2 separate regions of the Mus musculus genome follow, and region 2 is linked to region 1. A link is a contact called in ENCODE Hi-C or POLR2A ChIA-PET data. All regions are on one chromosome and are shown on one strand. The core of a region is the stretch at or near the end of the contact, and the rest is flanking DNA. Distances in the headings are between cores, read along the strand shown. Region 1 overlaps Tcf7l1 (transcription factor 7 like 1 (T cell specific, HMG box)). Region 2 overlaps Tcf7l1 (transcription factor 7 like 1 (T cell specific, HMG box)).

Evidence for each region. Hi-C counts contacts between places; a loop is a spot of excess contacts on that map. ChIA-PET counts read pairs that join two places held with the same protein, here RNA polymerase II (POLR2A).
Region 2: a map of left cerebral cortex shows a loop between it and region 1 (2.0-fold over the local background). The contact joins two enhancer-like sites. A Hi-C loop is called at or near these places in 1 of 37 maps with a recorded cell type or tissue (left cerebral cortex). POLR2A ChIA-PET finds 5 or more read pairs at or near these places in 2 of 5 experiments (both embryonic stem cell).

Annotation. Positions count from the first base shown.
Region 1 is chr6:72,657,153-72,664,351 of GRCm38, forward strand. The region is part of intron 3 of Tcf7l1 (transcription factor 7 like 1 (T cell specific, HMG box)); the gene reads right to left. The region is part of intron 1 of Gm31391 (a long non-coding RNA gene); the gene reads left to right. Among named protein-coding and RNA genes, the nearest start is that of Gm31391, 5.5 kb to the left of the region's middle. Within about 2 kb of position 2,462, at least 1 of the 3 ENCODE cell types and tissues checked has a DNase peak (open chromatin) inside an H3K27ac peak, as active enhancers do.
Region 2 is chr6:72,707,043-72,714,241 of GRCm38, forward strand. All of the region lies in intron 3 of Tcf7l1 (transcription factor 7 like 1 (T cell specific, HMG box)), which reads right to left. Among named protein-coding and RNA genes, the nearest start is that of Gm31249, 29 kb to the right of the region's middle. RefSeq lists an enhancer at 3,137-5,910. Within about 2 kb of position 4,657, at least 1 of the 3 ENCODE cell types and tissues checked has a DNase peak (open chromatin) inside an H3K27ac peak, as active enhancers do.

The sequences.
Region 1 (7,199 bases), core at 1,212-3,711:
GGGTGTTTCAGTTCACCATGGGTGGGGAAGGCAGGTCAGAGTTCTGAGCAGCAGGCGGTACAGCTCCTAACATCTCCCAGAGGAAGGACTCGGAGTACTGCCTGGAACAAGAGGTGCGTTTACCCTACAATGCCCCCTGCAGCGATGAGTCTACTAGGTAGACACCTCGTCTTAAACATTTCTCATTCTCTCCAAACAGCATCACCAGCTGGAGCCCAAGTGTTCAAACATAGTCTGTAGGGGGACTTTCCACATTCAACCCATGACAGCAATCACCAAGTACTGAAATCCTAACCCACTTTGTTCTGACAAATGTGGTAGGCCCACTTCTATAATGGGGTTGGCCAGTCTATCACAGTACCCTTTGGACATATGGTCCATATGGAAGGGAGCCTGTTTCATTTTCTTCTCTTTTTTTGAGGCAGTGTCTATGTTTCCCAAATGCTGGCATTAAAAGTGTGCACCACCATTGTCCAATTTATTCAACTTGAGTGACTGGACTTTACTGAATAACTCCTTTAGTACTGCGAGGATTCAGAGGAACAGCACAGAGTATGTGTGCCCAACTCTGCTGATTCCTAGAAGTCTGTTTAAGACCCTATATCTAGTAAGGGATGGTGACTCACACCTGTAATTCCAGCACCTGGAGCCTGAATCAATCAGTAAGGTCACCTCTCCCCCACCACATGGGGTGGGGGAGCATGGTCCCCTATCTCCCCCAGAAACACACATAGATCACTCTATGTCTATAAATGCACCAGCTCTCTGGGAGCTGGAGAGATGCCTCAGTGGTTAAAAGCACCCGTCTTCTGCAGAGGACGCATCTTCAGGTCCTGGCACCCACAAGGTGGCACACAACCATCTGTAAATCCAGTTCCTACCCCCTCTCTGATGTCTGAGGACTCACGTACATACCTAATACACATAACACAGAATAAATATTTTAAAGAAGAAAATACAGGCTAGAGAGATGGCTCAGAGGTTAAGAGAACTGACTGCTTTTCCTGAGGTCCTGAGTTCAGTTCTTAAAAACCATCTGTAATGAGATCTGGCGCCCTCTTCTGGCCTTCAGGCATACATGCAGGCAGAACGCTAGATACATAATAAATGTTTAAAAAAGAGGAAAATACACCAACCAGTCTTAGTAGCATAAAGACAAAATACCTCCCCAGATTGGGGTAGGGGTGGGGGGAAACTACTTAAATTTCTGAAATCACTTTAGAGAGCAATGAAAGAAAAAGAAAACATTTTATTTTGACTCTTACTTGCGTCCCTAATTTTCTTTATAAAGCGAGTGGCTCTAAGCGTTTGCATCAATGCACTGGACAGCACTAAATCCCAAACACAACCTCTTTGTTCCACCTCACTGTCGATGAAGGCCATGTTCCTTCCTGAGGCTGCTGGATAGGCGAATCCTCCGAAATAAATTCAATTTGCAAGTCCATAGGGATCTATAATAAGCTACTTCTGGACTTAATACAATAGATAATTTTCTGTGGAAAAGTTCTTTTTAAAAAAATCATACTTTGGGGGCTGGAGAGATGGTTCAGCAGATAGACAGCGTTCTGCTTTTCCGGAGGACGTGCGCTCAGATATCACCACACACTTCAGGCAGCTCACAACCACCTAAACTCCAATGCCAGGGCATCTGACCCTTACTCCTGGACACTGGGATGGCCGGATGGACAGACAGGCAGGCAGGCACACACACACACACACACACACACACACACAAACACACACACAGGGTAGGGAGGAAGAGATACATATTCATGCATGAATAAAACATGAGTCTTAAAAAAATAAACAGATTCTTTTACTGCTTTAAAACCAGCAACAACAAAAAGGCTGGATTGTTGTGGCTGGCACACGCCTTTAATCCCAGCACTTGGGAGGCAGAGGCAGGTGGATTTCTGAGTTCCAGGCCAGCCTGGACTATAGAGCAACAGGACAGCTAGAGCTGCATACAGAAACCCTGTCTTTAAAAACCAAGTTCTTCCCCCCCCCCCCTTTTCATTCAGACCAAGGTTTAGCCAACGAATATTTTGGAAGCTCTGGTGCACACTCCACCTTGTCCCAAGCGACTTCTAGCTGTTCGTATCTCTGTTCCAAAGAATCCGGTTGTTTCTCCTACCAGAAGTTGAGCTAAGGTTTGATTTAGAAAGCTAGCTCTCCAGTGGATCCGCAGAGCACCAGGGTCTCGGGCTCCATCCAACATCTCTGTTCTCAGTCACCTCCCATATAAACCAGGGGTGCTTAGCTCTATCAATCTAAAGACAAGGCCTGGCCCAGAAGGTCTCCTAGAGGAGGAAAAACAAGCACAAAACCAAAGCAGATGCAGACGTTCCTCTAAAAACAAAGGCCCCATCAAGGTGCTCAGCAAAGCAGGTGTCCCAGCTGACACCACTAACAAAGGGTGGATCTGGGAGGAACCTTATTTCTCGGGACCTGTCCTCACCGACAGAGATCAACCACCTCGATGGTGTGGCAGTCACAACAGAGAGGACCAAGTGGCTGCTGGACACTTAAGAAAATTAGGAAGTGGATTTGTGAGACGGCCCGGCAGTTAAAACTATCTGCCGCCAAGTCCCGATGACTTTAGATCTCAGGAATCTGCCTGGTAGAGGGATGGAAATGACTCCCACAAGTTGTCCTTTGACCTCCATGTACCCCTCTCCAGTGAATAAACATTTAAACATATATAGATAGATAGAAAGTGACATCACTGTTTTCCCTCAGCTACTAAGATGCTGAAGTAGGTCAGTTGAGCCTAGAGGCTCCAGCACAGCCTGTGTGACGTAGCAAGTTCCTGTCTGAGTGGAGAAGGGACTGCACATGGACTCATCAATTTTAGTTATCTTTATTTACGAGCAAAACCAGGGCTAGAGTGAGCCGATCTTGGAAGCTCTAACAGCTCAAGTGTTTTCTGGGGGAGACGTCCCACTTGGTGGGTGCTCTAATCAAAACCCTTACTACTGCTTTCTACGCACCAGAGTCTGTTGTGTAGCATTTGTGGTATCTGTGGTGTGAATAGTCCCACCACAGTTGGTTTTGAGGTACTATGGTGAGTCACTGTGAGAGGTGGGAAGAGACACTCACAGTTGGCCTGGTACCAACTGGCTGGCCACACACCACTGATGCTAGGCAGGAGTGGAGGGGGTGGGGGTGGGGATTTTTAGCCTGTCCTGACTTGTTAGGATTATTGGCTCTATTCCTAGATGGCTGGAAAGCGGTATATGCTGTGATTGGTGGATGTGGGCCTGAGGTCAGACTGGAGACCTGGACATGCAGCCTTGCACATCTTTCTGGCAGCTCCATGCTCCTTCTCAAAGGAGCAGGGGAAACTCTGTCCTCTGAACACCGGGCATGGACAGCCTGATGGCATAGACCATGGGAACACTTGGCGCAAAGCCCTAGGCTTAAGATGAAAAGGCCAGTCGGGTGTGGTGGCACACGGTACGGAGGGCACAAAGAACTCAAGTTCAGAGGCAGATCGTGAGATCCTGTTTCCCAAAGGAATGAATAACTGAACCCACCAAAGCCAATGCTGAGCCTGATCTTATGCCCTCACTGAGTAGCCTGCAGGTCTCTGGGTTAAACTGCCTTCGCCTGGCCTTGACCTTGGGCTGCTGGACCTGAGCAATTTCTGCACTCAGTGCCTGATCATGAAAAGAGATGGAGAAAGTGCACATGGGCCTGACCCCACTCTTGCCCTATGGCTGACACCTCTCACACCAGCTCTCCCTGTGGCCCACACTTGGTCACCCTCGCCCACAGCACATCTTTTTCCCAGTTGAGGCCAGCTGCCTCAGCCCTCTGGGTGTAGAGCCCATGTTCTGGCTCCGGCCCTTAACCTTCAGCTCTGTTCCCTCAGCTTCACTTATGGCCCTTGCCTTGGTCTCCTCACCACACAGGAGAGAACTGGGTCCATATCTGCTTCTTACCCAGTTGCCAGGTTGAGGCTGACAGCTACCTGGTGTCCAAGATGTCAGAGTACCACACTTCACTTCAGGCTCACAGTTTGTGACAAGTCAGCGCGTTCTTGCTCCTCCTCTGTAATGAATATACCTGGCTTCCATGAACACTCATCACCGGCCCTTGTGTGGATACAGGGATCATGGGACATGTTTCTAGGTGTAAGGGGAATGAGTAGTTCAGTGTATGAACATGTAGACCTATTTAGAGAACTTAGCACTACTCTCGGCAACGTAGGAGAGCGCTTACATCTCCACACTCCCGTCTGCACAGGTTAGTAACCATTCTGACCTTTGCATTGAACTGGTATCTCAGTGAGTATCTCTCTTGGATATCTTTGTTTTTGCTTTTGAGACAAGGTTTCTTTAGGTAGCCCTGGCTGTTCTGAAACTTGCTCTGCCCACCAGGTTGGCTTCAAACTCATGGAGATCCAATTGTCTCTCTGCCTCCCAAGTGCTGGGATTAAAGGGTGTGCCACCACTGTCCATAAGGTTCATGCATCACACAGTAGCAACAGGAAACAAAGCTATTAAGGTAACCTCATATTAATAATTTTCACCCTCACACACACACCTTCAGCTTACTCAGCCGGAAATGTCAAGTTCTGCCTTAGCATCTCTTGCTGCTTCCCATGGGCAGCAGCATTCTCCAGATTCTAGACACTTCTGCAAGTGTGCCTTCTGCCTGCACCTGGAGAACCTTGGGGTGGCAACCTGCTTGTTTTGTTTTTTGTTTTTTGTTTTTTTCTTAAAGGTTTCTTTTTAATTATGTGCATGCACGCGAGTCTGTGTGCAGGTATGTGCCCATGAATGTGGTGCCTGCGGAGGTCAAAAGAGGACACTGGGGCTCTGACTGGGGAGTTACAGGACAGTGCGAGTGGCCCAGCGTGGGCTCTGGGAGCTTAATTCTTCACACACAGTCACTCTCTTAACCCACGGGTGCTCTCTCTCTCTCTCTCTCTCTCTCTCTCTCTCTCTCTTTCTCCTCTCCCCCCCCCCCCCCCAGCAGGATTTCATACTGACCTTAAATTCCTGATCCTCTTGCCTCTGCCTCTCAGGGATTACAGACATGTTCTTACAGACATGTTCTATCAGGTCTGGCTTATGTGATGCTGAGGATTGAACCGTGGAGGCAAGCACTCTACCCACTGAGCTACACTTCTAGTTTAAGCGACTTGGTTTGAAGGGAGCTGGTAGAGGGGCTGTGAAATGCATTAGCAGCTCCCTTTGCCTGAGATGGACCAAACGCCACTCCCAAGGATCAGGGTGGTGGGTAAAGCCGGAAAGGTCCCAAATGCTCTCTCCACCGTGTCACCTCTGCTGCAGCCCACATTCGCCAGCCCATCTTTCACGTCCCATTAGAAACACCTTCCAAACTATACAACTAAATAACTGGTCCCGCTGATGGTTCAGGAGAGAGAAACCGCAAAATACGAAAGCCCGGTGATGACTTGGATTTGAGCGACAAAGCTCAGTAGAAGTCTGATGTGAATCTCTGTAATGTCACCACTGAGTGATACAGGAGGTGGGTACCGGGCCTTCTTTTCGCTCTCTAGAAGTGTCAACCCAATCCTGCAGTCCTGGAACTTTGTCCACAGGGCACAGGGACAGTGTACCTCTTTCCTTGCCCATGCTAGGCATTGCTAATATATCGTCAAATTCTTCCTAGTTCTGCCTGGTGCGGGCCCAGAGCGTTCAACATAGTATACGAGGTGGCTTCTAACAGCGGGTAAAAATCACCGTGAGATGCTCTCATACATATTTTCTCTGACTCAGGACTGATGGTAGATAACAGATATTCCATCTGGAAAGAAGCCGGGGCAGGATCCAGGCTCCACAACCCTTTCTCTGACTGGTTCAATCAGGAACATTCTTGGAAGGCATCAGGGGCTCACAGAAAAGGCCAGTGAACAGCAAAATCCAGTCCTAACTTGCAGAGCCCAGTGACCAAAAGCAGGTCTGGGAATTCTGAAGTTTATGGATTTTCCCTTGTGGGAAGAGGAGCTGGAAAATGTCCCAGGTATTGAGGAGAAAGGAAACAGGGTCTGTGTAAAATCAATGGGGAACAGGAAGTGCTTATCTGGGGCCAGTAAAGCACACAGCACAAAAGAACAGCCAGGCAGCAGAGGGCAGGCTGCAGGCTCCTAGGGCTTCTCAGAGCTGTCTCCTCATCCCTGACTGCAAAGCCTGTCCAACGTCAGCAGCCCCTGGGTGCCAAGGGCATCCCTCCATAGGTGAGCAGTCCCAGCAAGGGTTTGGATCCCATGGGTGGGAAAAGACTGTGACTTCTACACGGAGCCATCGAGTCATGTGTTAATGAATGGCTTTCACGCTGTTAGGGAAGAACAACATGATTCTGCACTCAGCCTGAAGGGAGAGTACAGGAAATGAGGATGGCTAAGAAATGAACACCAGTGGTGGCCATACTGTAAGTCAGACTCTCTGCGTGCATTATATCACAGCCTACACCACTGCCTTCTCATTGCATGAAACGAACATTCATCTCAGGGAGTATCTGCATGCAGTGTTTATTATAATAGGTACCAAAGTGCTGAGCATGGCTAAGGATATGGAGTTGATCTCCAGTACTGTAATTAGCTAGCAAAGCAAAACATCAAAATAATTACTATATATATATTCACACATATTATTCTAAAATTTTAGTTTGCTGGACATTTCACTTATAATGAAGTTACACACACACACACACACACACACACACACACACACACACACACGTTTAAGAGATAAGGTTTCCATATTCATATAGTCTAACCTGGAACTCACTATTAGCCCAGGCTGGCCTTAAACTTGAAATCCTATCTTCACTACCCGAGACCTGGGTTTATAGTACAGGTATGCACCCCCACTTCACCCAGCTCCCTGATCTTTGTTTTAAAGGAAACCATCGAGTAAATAGTATAGGTGGTGGGTAGACAAGATTATACAAATAAGTGACACTTGGAGCCAGGAGCTGCAGCACGTGCTTGATAAGGAAAACCTAAACCCTTGAAAGAAGCTCCGCACAGAAGGCCGGTGCACGCAGTTGCTTCTCCCGAAAGCCCGAGCCGTCGTCCCCTTGTGCATGCTAGGTCAAAGCAGCAGACGCCCTCCCCTCCACAGGCCTCCTCGCTTTTTATCGGTTAGCTAGCCAGGAAGTCCTGTCCTTTGGTTGCTGAACCATCTTTTCCACGTCTCGCCTTGACCTTGAGATGAGTGTCGCGT
Region 2 (7,199 bases), core at 3,407-5,906, 52 kb after region 1:
TAACTAGAGACTTCCCACAAAATCTGCCAGTGACAGACACAAAGGGGAACAGCACAGCCAATGAGTGGCCAAGGCTTATCTTCAAGGAGGATTTCTTCAAGCACTGGTGGCACATGCCTTTAATCCCAGCACTTAGGGGAACAGAGACAGGCAGATCTCTGTGGGCTCAAGGGCAGCCTGGGCTACAGAGTGAATTCCAGGAAAGCCAAGGCTACATAGAGAAACCCTGGCTCAAAAGAAAGAAAGAAAGAAAGAAAGAAAGAAAGAAAGAAAGAAAGAAAGAAAGAAAGAAAGAAAGAAAGAAGGAAAGACACCACCACCAACAAAAAATACAAAAACAAGCAAACAAACAAAACTAACCAATAAATAAAACAAAACAAAAACCTATTTCTCAAAGTTGCCTTGTCCTGTTTTGTGCTAATTATTTCCAGGCTTTTGCAGCAGAGCTAGGAAACACACACACACACACACACACACACACACACACACACACACACACACATTTATATCCAACCTTTAGTTCTCAGTCAGACCTTAGATTCTTTTCTCAGTTTCAAACCCTCCTTCCTTCCAGCTTGAGAAATCTGTTTGTGTACCGACAATGCAATCACTTTCCTTCGACACTCAAAATGCAGATAACAGCTCAGAGTTAGCACTCACTGCCTCCTCATCAAGTCAGCTCACGGAGACACTTTAAGGGGTTGAGGTGTCTTTTAATTCTTACTCTCTACTCCGCTAGGGATTGACAGATCTCTCTCTGTGTCTGTACATCTTGGTCTTGCACAGGTCATTGATTTCCAGCCTAATGCAAGTCCTTGGGAACTCGAAGCTGAGCTGTGACATCCTGCCTTCTCTTGGCTGGACAGATGCAAACCCAGAGCAGAGATCGATCAACCACACCAGACACCTGACTCTGGGCTCTGCTCTGGGCAGAGTCAAACAACATCCACAGCAGTACGGCTGAGTGCTGTTCTCCACAGGGGACCCGGAGCGGACCTCTGTTTTACACAGGCAAGGTCCAGAGATTGACAGACTCCCCTCACAAGTGATTGGCCGGAATCTATTGAAGAAACATCTAACACTTCACACTCTGCTCGTGGGTGCATAATGCGCTCGTGCATGTGTGTTTTCAGAGAACTGAACCCATGGCACTGAACATGCTAGGAACATGTGATCACTAAGCGACATCCCTAGTCCTCATTTCTTTTTTCAGCCTCTCATGTATCTGAGATTACAGGTATACCACAAAAACCTGCCAACATTCTTTCTAAGACTACCCTTTTTTGCATGTGTAGATGTGTGGTGTGGTGTGAATGTGCCCACTCGGGTGGTTCTCTCCACTGCTCTCTACCTTACATAGCAAGGCGAGGTACCCCAGCTAAATGCAGAGCTCACCGTTTCCGCTAGTCTAGCTAGCTAGCGTGTTCCAGAGATCCCTTGTCTATGCCGCCTATGGAACGGGACCTAGGCTGGGCTGCTGCACTCCTCTGGCTTTTAGGTAGGTTCTGGATGAACTCTGGTTCCCACGGCAGTGCAGTAAGCACTTTACCCACCAAGCTATCTCCCTACCCCTTAAAGATAACCTTTAATTCAAAAACAAAGACAAAACCCTGTTTCAAACAGTGAGACAGGTTCTCTCTGTGGCTCTGGATGGACCGGAACTCATGCTGTAGACCAGGCTGATCTTGAACACAGAGATCCACTTGCTCTGCCCACAGAGTGCTGATAATTAAAGTTGTGCGCAACCACATCTGGCCCATAATTTTTTAAAAAATGCAATTATTTTAAATTTAGGGTTGGTGGATGATACTTGTCTGGCAATTACACAGCTCTGAGTTTTACCTACAAAACTCGCACCAAAATGCCAAGCGTGGTATGTCTGCAACCCCAGCACTGGTGAGGCTGAAGCAGGTGGAGTCCTGGGGCACATGGCCAGGCAACCTGGCCTATTTAGTGAGCTCCAGGCCAAAGATGGCCTGGTCTCAAAGTGGGTAGCCAGTGTCCCTAAGGATGACCCAGAGTTTGTCCTCTGGCTACACGCACACACACACACACACACACACACACACACACACACGGTTTTTATTTATAAAAACGAATGGGATATCATCTTTTTGTAAAAATTATGTATGCTTAAATTCAAAATGCAGAGCAAATAACTAGCCATGCTAACGTACCATTATCTAGAATGAAGACATTTCCCCATCACCTAAAACGTCTTAACTGGAGTCCTCAGCCTTTTCCCCATACTGCCCAGACATAATTACTGTCTCCAAGGCACTGTTCATCAGGCCACTGCTTGTTCCTGTAATTACAAACCCATTACCCACAAACTGTACATAGACTCCAACTGAGTGTCTTCCTCAACTTGCCATGCTAAAAGCTCCAAATGTACAAGAAAATAGTGGAATACTGTGAACTCTGACCTTCAGCCAGTCTCACCACGATTAACATGCTCCCAGATTTCACTCCCTCTGTCTCGCCTCTTCATATTCCCACACATATTTCTGTCTCATCTGAATCAAGTGTAGATACCGTCATTAATAAAGACGTCACCTTTAAGTACCCAGCCTCCATCTTGTAAGCACACGCAATTCTCCTACAGGACTGATGTCATCATCATTATTATCATCATCATCATCATCCTCTTGGAAAGTTTGTTACCGAGAGTTGTGAACTGCACCCGGGGCCCTGCAGGAAATTCTAGCACTGAGCTACACACTGAACCCCCTCCGAGAGCTGAAGCGTTTGTGAAAGGCTCTTTCCAACCAACATCAGATCCCCAGAACTCATGCCTGTTATTATGTGTAGCCATGGTTGATTCTGCTCTATGACTGCATGTGTGAAGTTATTATACTGATGACCACGGTTTAAGCTTCAGCAGGCAATGCAACATTTATTATTATATCTACGCACACTGTAGCTGTCTTCAGGCATATCACAAGAGGGTGTCAGATCTCATTATGGATGGTTGTGAGCCACCATGTGGTTGCTGGGATTTGAACTCAGGACCTTCGGAAGAGCAGTCAGTGCTCTTAACCGCTGAGCCATCTCTCCAGCCCCCAACAAGATACACTCTTACTCACATCCTTCATGTAGAGAAGACTTGCTGGGGCCTAAGGGCTGCACATTTACTAGGTGCTGCCAAACCATTCTTGAAAACAAGGACACTATTGAAGTATCTTTTATGAGCTAATATTCTTACAAACACATGCGTCATGTCAAGCTTTAATTTTTATCATCATTGTTTTCCTTTGCATTCATATGGCCCTGTTTCTGTTTTAGAATTTTAACTTTTTTTTTAATGTGTATGAGTGTTTAATATGTCTGGGTACCACATATGCGCCTGGCACCTGAGGGAGGCAGAAGGTGTCAGGGCTCCTGAAACAGGAGTTACAGAGGTTCTGAGCTGCCAGGTAGACACTAGGAATTGAACCTGGATCCTCTGCAAGAGCAGCCTGTGCTCTTAACCGCTGAGCCATCTCTCCAGCCCTGTTGTTTCTTTTTTCAAACAGAAACTCTTGGTGAAACATCTTATGTCACTATTGAGGCCTCTACCACAAGACGTCCTTTGGCATGACTAGTTAATGCATCTCGCTGCATGAACTAGTCTTTCCTTGGGTGATATGTTCAAGTGAGGTTTACTTTTGCCCTGTCAGTCACTCCTTGCGTGAAAGTAAGGGCTTGTGCTCTAGTATCTTCCCCGACATTTTAAGCTATAGAGGGTGGGAACCTTCTCTCATTGTCCTTACAACTGCAGGATGTGTGCAGCAACTGTAACATGAATAGGTGCACGTGTGCACACTGAGTGTGTGTGTGGGCGTGTTAATAGGGTTGAGCTGATTAACTTCACAACACCATATGCATTCCATGAGCAAAACAAGGCATGGTGCATGTCTGTGGGCTGGAATGTTTGGTCTTAGGTTCTTTTGCTCTCTGAGGCAAAATGGAGAGGGTAGGATGTGAACCGGGTTCACTCACTAGCTGGCTCGCTCACTGGGATTTGTTTGGAATCCATAGTTTCCGAAAACCTTAAGCACAGCGGGACATGGGGTCCCCAGATGGCGAGGGGCTGTTAGATCTTCACGGGCCACGGAAATGGGCAAATTGCATTTTGCACAGTCACATAACTTCCCGACAGAACTTGACTATTATTTCCACAGCAGTCAAGTTCTTCAGAGTGGAGGAGGGGCTGATCTAGGTGCCTGGAGCCAGGGTCCAGGAGAGGCTGAGCTGGGTAGACTAGTTGGCTGAGGCTAGCTTATTCTCAGAGAGCCTCCTTTCATCTCTTTTGAATAAAATCTGCATTCCCTTTCTGGTAGAAGGGCAGGTCTCTGTTAATGGCCCTGAGTGTAGTGGACTCTGTGCCCTCAAAGCCAAGCTCCTCGAGGAAGCTGAACCCAGGCCAACGTTAGTACAAGAAGAGAAAGAGGGATTGTCCCTCTCACATAGCTCAACATCTCATTCTCTTCGAGGCCTCAAAACCCTAATTTGACCACAAAAACCTGGCCTCTGGTGTTTCTGTTATGAGTATCGGATTCCTTCAGCTGAACTTGGCTGTTCACTGCCTGAACAAATTACATTAACAATACAGAGAAATGTATACAGGGCCTTAAAAACACTGCTGAGCAGGGACCAAAACAAAGACGGCTGTATCCTAGCAACAAACCTCACCCCCCAAGCAAGGCTGTGGGCTCTGCCAGGGATTGTAAGCCATTGAGCGCCTCTCTTCTCTGCAAACAATTAGGGACAGAGAAGTCACAATTACAGATGGGATTTACAGCCAAAGGGGCAATCTATAAATCACAGAGCTCCCACCCCCAGCCATTCCCAGCCAGATAATCAGAGCCAGATGTTCACCACAGCTGCTTTCGACGTGGGTACACTGTTGGCCAACCTGACCACACTCCTGCTCTGAGCCAAACGGTCCAGCCAAGTCAGAGGGGCCTCTGCATCCTGGAGCCTGCCCAACCATAGGAAAGGTTGGGGCATGTGGGAACTGTTTGCTGGAGCAATCACGGAGGCACAGGCTCCCCTCTGGTGAGGACCTGTGGCTTGCAAGTTCCTGCAAACCTGGCACAACTAGTGATGGTGGTGACCATGGCAATCAGCAACCACATCTTTAGCATCTCTTGCTAGGGGCTAGGCACTGGATGGAGCCTTTTAAGGCATGGTTGTTAGGGAAGTTCTTCAATTATTCACCCAATTTGGAGCTGAAAACAGGAATTGCTTGTGTCAGCCAATTTGCAAGCATGAGGACCTGGGTTCGGATCCCCAGCACCCACATAGAAACCAGGCATGCACTGCACATCTGGAATTCCAGCGCTGGGAAGGGAGTGACATTCACCCCCTAAGGCCCATGGGCTAGCGAGTCTAGCCAATCGGTGAGCTCAAGGTTTGGAGAGACCTTGTCTCAAAAGAGAAGGCAGAAGCCACTGGAGAACACACCTGATGCCGACCCCAGGTCTACACACACACTGTACATACACTGCACAAAGGAAGTAGAAAATAAAGTAGCTAGTCACCCAATCCATAGATGAAGAAAATGAACCTCGGAGATGCCAAGGATTTTCTAGAATGTCTCAGTGCTGGTAAGTAGTGGGGGAAACAACTCAAAGCTCCGTGTGTGACCTCAAGATTGACTTTGAGACCCCGACAATCTCATTCAGCAGTAGAACAGTGGGGAGACTTTGGGCGAATAGAGAGAAAGGCTTTAGAAATTTGTCTCTGGACTGTATAAATGAAAAGAGGCTTGCGGTTGTTTCATCTCGCCATAGGTGACTCTGTCTTAGCACTCTGTTGCATTTATTTGTTTATCTGCTCATTTAGTGCGTGTGATGTGTATTGGTCACACATGCCATAGAGCACACATGGAGGTCAGAGAACAACTTGTGAGAGTTGACAGCAGGCATCTTTACCCGATGAGCCATTTCCGTCAGCTGGTGACTCTATTTTAAATGCCCAGGCTTTAACCAAGCCAGAATTTTAGGACCTAGGGTCATGGGATTGCAATCGCCAAGTTTGTTAAGAGCGGTATTATTCAAGTGTGGCCAAGGATTTCTGTTCATAGACCTCTTCAATACATTTTCTTCATTTTTATTTCCTAAGATATGGCATATATAAAGTGCGCATTCGTTTTAAGGGATCAGGAGATGGCTCAGTGAGTAAGTGCACTTGCCATGTACGTCAGACAACCTGATGCTCCTCAGAACCCTTGTAAAAGCCTGGCACAGTACTGCAGACACCTGGAATCCCAGTGCGCACCTACAAGGAGATGGGAGGTAGAGAGGGGGGGACTCTCTAGAATCTTGGGGATGTGTTAGCTAGCTGTAATGCAATGCAATAACGAAGAGACTCTGTCTCATATGGGTGAAACGGCATAAATCTGGTTTCTCTATGTACATCAATGTTCATATACATGAAGAAAAAAACATATACCCACCCCACCCAGTGAAGACCTCAAACTCATAGAGATCTGCCTACCTTGCCTCCTGAGTGCCAGGATTGAAGGCTTGCGCCACCATGCCTGGCAAATGCACTTGGTTTTGCAGAACTGGGACTGACCTCAGGGTCTCATGTATAGTAAGAAAGCATTCGGCTGTATTCCAGGTCTGTTTTATTTTTAATTCACTGTGTAGCACAGGCATGCCTTGGAGTTTCAATTTTCCTGCCTCCGCCTCCTGGGTAGTTAGAATTCCTAGCCTATGCCCTCAGATGGGGCTCAAGTACACACAGCTTAATTGTAGAGCTTAATCGATTTTTGTGCATATATAAACTAATGTCAACACCACCAGATCAAAATGTGGAACATTCTAGGGCCGGGGAGATTGTAGAGCAATTAAGTGTGTTTGCTGCTCTCCCAGAGGACCCGAGTTCAGTTCCCAGTACCTCCACTGGGTGGATCCCAATAGTCTGTTTCCCCAGCTCCAGGGACCCTGATTTCTAATGGCCCCTGCACACACATGCCTTGACCCCCTATAGTTTAACAGTGAACTCTAAGAAGGACACGGAATATTCTAGAGACCATTTAGAAGGTTGTTACTTGCTTCACCAAAGTCAATAACAACCCTGACCTTGTTAACATTGTCAGCTTCACTAGCTTTCGAACATTACCATGTGCCCTGCCTCTGTAACTTTCCTCCAGTTTTGATTACTCTCAGGGTTAAACCGCGGCTTCCAATTCTAAACCACCAATAATA